2 separate regions of the Homo sapiens genome follow, and region 1 is linked to region 2. A link is a loop called in an ENCODE intact Hi-C map of the cell type or tissue named here. Cell type or tissue: gastrocnemius medialis. All regions are shown on one strand.

Region 1 (2,500 bases), 200 kb after region 2:
ACACTGTCTCAAAAAAGAAAAGAAAAAAAAAAAAGCCGGGCCAGGTGGCTCACGCCTGTAATCCTAGCACTTTGGGAGGCTGAGTGGGGGTGGATCGCCTGAGATCAGGAGTTCAAAATCAGCCTGGCCAACATAGTGAAACCCTGTCTCTACTAAAAATACAAAAAATTAGAGGCTGGGTGCGGCGGCTCACACCTGTAATCCCAGAACTTTGGGAGGCCGAGGCGGGTGGATCACGAGGTCAGGAGTTCAAGACCAGCCTGGCCAACACGGTGAAACCCCATCTCTACTAAAAATACACAAATTAGCTGGGCATGGTGTTGGGTGCCTGAATCCCAGCTACTCGGGAGGCTGAGGCAGGAGAATCGCTTGAATCCGGGAGGCGGGGCTTGCAGTGAGCCGAGATCGTGCCATTGCACTCCAGCCTGGGTGACAGAGCAAGACTCCGTCTCAAAAAGAAAAAAAAAAAATTAGCCAGGCATGGTGGCAGGTGCCTGTAATCCCAGCTACTTGAGAGGCTGAGGCAGGAGAATCGCTTGAACCCGGGAGGTGGAGGTTGTGGTGAGCCGAGGTCGCGCCACTGCACTCCAGCCTGGGCAACGACAACAACAATAAAAAGAGGGGGCTCTGTGCCCGGCATGTCTCTGAAGACTGATTGAACCTATGCACCAGTTGTTGCTTTAAGTCGCTTTATTTTCTGTCTTTGGTGTCTCTGGATGTAGGAGCCCCCTGCTTTCTCTGTCCGCAGAACTCCATACTGGGTCCCCTACGTGTTCCTCCTTCCCTAGGACAGCAACAAAAACACACAATTTTCCCTCTCTAGCAGGTCTCTAAGTCTCCTGATTCCTGAAACTGCCTCAGACTCCCCCTAGAGGGAGGGAGGCCCCTGAGGCTTTCTTGCCATCATAGCCTCTTCTGGGCCTCAGTTTCCCCTCTGTAACCTGATCCTAGTACTTGGATAAACTCCGACGAGGTGTGGGGGGTTGTTGTCTGTGACCTCCCTGAAATATCTTAGACATTTGGGGTACTGAGCATTTATCTGGGGTTAAATAAAATCTTTACATCTTAAGACATTCGATTGACCAAATTGAGTGTCCTGGCCATTTCACTGATGAGGAAACTGAGGCGCAGAGAGGTCCTCTTGCCAGCTCAAAGTCAAGCATCTGGGCGCCCAATGTTAGCCAGCGGCACCCCCTGGTGGCGGGCGTGGGAGACACGGCGGGGCGCGCTTGTCGGGGGTTGGGGGGTGGGTCGGAGGGGTGGCATCCTCCAGCCCTGATGGTCCCACTTACCGCACCTCGCCGGGAAGAGCTCGTCCTGCTGGTCGGGCCTCCGAGCGGACTGGGCAGCACCATGCTCAAGCCTAGGGTTCGATCCCCGCCTCCGGAAGCCTCAGTATCCATCCCTCCCCTCTGCCTCCCTCTTCGCGTGCCTGAATATTTATACAAGATACAGGCGTCATCACAGCCGCCCTCGGCTTCCAGAGCAGCTGGCTTCGTTCATAAATATTATAACCACTCAGAATTCATCATCATCACAGTTAATGATAAAATTCCACAGTGCCAGAACTAAAAGTCATCCGGGTTCACGAACTTGGTGCATTTCCTTCCAGACTTTTAAAAAGAAGATATTTAGGGAATTTTTTTTTCAAGATTTTTCCCCCCAGTCCGCTTACAAAGTAATACCATGTTCGCTGTAAAAAATTTGGAAATAATGGAAATGTATAAAGAAGGAAATAAAATTCTGCTGTATCTCCACCCATGGATTATCTGCAGTATTTTGACTTATTTCCCTCTAGTTTTTCTCCATCTGTTATAAGATATTCATATTTTTGGCTGGGCGCGGTGGCTCACGCCTGTAATCCCAGCACTTTGGGAGGCCGAGGCGGGCGGATCACGAGGTCAGGAGATCGAGACCGTCCTGGCTAACAGTGAAACCCCGTCTCTACTAAAAATACAAAAAATTAGCCGGGCGTGGTTGCAGGCGCCTGTAGTCCCAGCTACTCGGGAGGCTGAGGCAGGAGAATGGCCTGAACCCGGGAGGCGGAGCTTGCAGTGAGCCAAGATCGAGCCACTGCACTCTAGCCTGGGTGACAGAGCGAGACTGTCTCAAAAAAAAAAAAAAAATTCATATTTTTTTCTTTCTTTTCTTTTCTTTCTTTCTCTGTCTTTCTTTTCTTTCCTTTTCCCTTTCTCTTTCTTTCTTTCTTTGCGTCTCGCCTTGTCGCCCAGGCGGGAGTGCAATGGTGTGATCTTGGCTAACTGCAACCTCCGCCTCCTGGGTTCAAACGATTCTCCTGCCTCAGTCTCCTGAGTAGCTGGGATTACAGGTGCCCACCACCATGCCCAGCTAATTTTTGTATTTTTAGTAGAGACTGGGTTTTCACCATGTTGGCCAGGCTGGTCTTGAACTCCTGACCTCATGATCCGCCTGCCTCGGCCTCCCAAAGTGCTGGGATTACAGGCATGAGCCACTGCACCCAGCCCTAGAATATTCATAT
Region 2 (2,500 bases):
TGCACCACCAAGCCCAGCTAATTTTATTTTGTGTGTGTGTGTGGGGGGTCTGACTTTGTTTCCCAGGTTGGTCTCGAACTCCTGGCCTCAAGCGATCCTCTCGCCTCAGCCTCTCAAGTAGCTGGGACTACAGATGTGTGCCACTGTGCCCAGATTCAGTCTCTCTTCTTACTGGTGGAAGAAAGATTTCCTGTGGTACCCTAAGGTCCATCCCTCTCGGGATGGTACAGGGACACGAGTCTTTTCTTCCCTTCTGGGGGTCCTTTGGCTTAACAACACCACAGAGTCCACACTTGGTAAGTACCTGATATTGAGCATGTTTTGACATGATTATGTTAAATGCATCCAGGTCATCCCACCCCAGGGCCTTTGCATTGGGTTTTCTCCTGGCCGGGATACCTTTTCTACAACTGTACACCATGGCCAGCTTCTCTTCATCCTTCAGGCTTCAGCTCCAGTGACATACCCTCGGAGAGGTCCCCAAACCTCTGTTTGGATTATATTACCTTGTTGGATCTTCCTGGATACTTTTTTTTTTCTTTAAGACGAAGTCTCGCTCTGTTGCCCAGGCTGGAGTGCAGTGGCGCAATCTTGACTCACTGCAACCTCCCTCTCCTGGGTTCAAGCAATTCTCCTGCCTCAGCCTCCCGAGTAGCTGGGATTACAGGTGTGTGCCACCACGCCCGGCTACTTTTTGTATTTTTTTAGTAGAGACAAGGTTTCATCATGTTGGCCAGGCTGGTCTCAAACTCCTGACCTCAGGTGATCTGCCCACTTTGGCATCCCAAAGTGTTGAGATTACAGGCGTGAGCCCATGCACCTGACCCTTCCTGGATATCTTGTTTGTTAATTTTTGCATATTTATTGCCCCAGGAACCCTTGAGCTCCATGCGGGCAGGAGGTTTCTATGTTTTGCTTTCTTTTGTAGAGAAGGGGGTCTCACTATGCTACCCAGACTGGTCTTGAACTCCTGGCCTCAAGTGATCCTCCTGCCTTGGCCTCCCAAAGTGCTGGGATTACAGGCGTGAGCCACCGCGCCCGGCCGAAATTTGTATGTTTTGTTCAGGGCTGTGTCCCTAGCGCTTATAACACTTTCTGGCATACAGTAGGTGCTCAACAAATATTTGTTGCTGAGCAAATGGACTAAAGATTACCAATGTCCCCTCTGTGCTGAACTCCTCTGTGTGGTCTACGGAGTTGCCTGCCTTCGCCAAGGCAGCCAGCACCTGCGGTTCCGAATATAACCACTTGAGGGCAGCAGAGACTCAATGTAGCAACTCCTGAGAATCCCAGCAGGTCCCGCCCCCAGCATCCCCTTGAGGCCTCCCTGAGCTAAGACCCCAAGGGTCAGCGGTGGAATCTAGTCTGCCTCTCTTGACCTTGCCCTTGCTCTCAGGTCGGCTTACAAATGTATATTTACATATTTCTGTATTGAATTATTTCATGGCAAGGAGGAGGCAAATATAGAAAACATCACCCAGTCACGCCACACCCCCAAAAATCCTGTCCCCATTTTGAACTCCTCCCTGCGCATCTTTTTTTCTTGTTTGTCCATATTTTTTTCTAGAGAGGCCTTCTTTGACTAGCCCGTTTAAAACTGAACCAGGCCGGGCGCGGTGACTCACGCCTGTAATCCCAGCACTTTGGGAGGCCGAGGTGGGCGGATCACTTGAGGTCAGGAGTTCAATACCAGCCTGGCCAACATGGTGAAACCCTGTCTTCACTAAAAATACAAAAATTAGGCCGGGCGGGGTGGCTCACGCCTGTAATCCCAGCACTTTGGGAGGTCGAGGCGGGCGGATCATGAGGTCAGGAGATCGAGACCATCCTGGCTAACACGGTGAAACCCCGTCTCTACTAAAAATACAAAAAAAAATTAGCCGGGCGTGGTGGCGGGCGCCTGTAGTCTCGGCTACTCTGGAGGCTGAGGCAGGAGAATGGCTTCAACCCGGGAGGCGGAGCTTGCAGTGAGCCGAGATCGTGCCACTGCACTCCAACTTGGGCGACAGAGCGAGACTCCGTCTCCAAAAAACAAAAATTAGCCAGGTGTGGTGTCATGCGCCTGTATTTCCAGCTACTCAGGCGGCTGAGGCAGGAGAATCGCTTGAACCTGAGAGACAGAGATTTCAGTGAGCCGAGATTGAGCCACTGCACTCCAGCCTGGATGACAGAGCGAGACTCAGACTCAAAAAAGAAAGAAAAAACAAAAACTGAACCAGGCCAGGCACGGTGGCTCATGCCTGTAATCTCAGCATTTGGGAGGCCGAGGAGGGAGGATCACGTGAGGCCAGCAATTTGAGGCCAGCCTGGGCAACACAGTGAGACCTCCTGTCTCTACAAAAAATAAAAAATTAGCTGGATGTGGTGGAGCCATGATTGTGCCACTGCACCCCAGCCTGGGTGACAGAGCAAGACTCTGTTTCAAAACAAGAAAAATCTTTGAACCATCCTACTCTCCCGACTCCTTGACTCTAATTTTTTGGCCATGGCATTTTTTTTT

What was found. A loop is a pair of places that touch in the nucleus more often than their neighbours do. Peaks named below come from ENCODE experiments on the same cell type or tissue, not always from the same donor. Only the 100,000 strongest peaks of a DNase experiment are listed, where the experiment ranks them.
Region 1: it touches region 2 in a loop (2.2-fold over the local background); 56 of 110 quality-filtered maps call a loop at or near these places.

The regions. Positions count from the first base shown.
Region 1 is chr19:18,207,222-18,209,721 of GRCh38, reverse strand. It overlaps PDE4C (phosphodiesterase 4C), which reads left to right. Exons shown (of 15, transcript NM_001098818.4): 15 at 1-1,757. Among named protein-coding and RNA genes, the nearest start is that of RAB3A, 4.4 kb to the right of the region's middle. In gastrocnemius medialis, CTCF peaks have their summits at 988 and 1,192 (motif pointing left); no DNase peak of the experiment used is centred here.
Region 2 is chr19:18,409,537-18,412,036 of GRCh38, reverse strand. It overlaps a transcript of SSBP4 not described here. Among named protein-coding and RNA genes, the nearest start is that of SSBP4, 8.6 kb to the left of the region's middle. RefSeq lists silencers at 1,159-1,208, 1,229-1,328. In gastrocnemius medialis, a CTCF peak has its summit at 1,240 (motif pointing right); a DNase peak (open chromatin) is centred at 1,276; H3K27ac peaks cover 502 bases.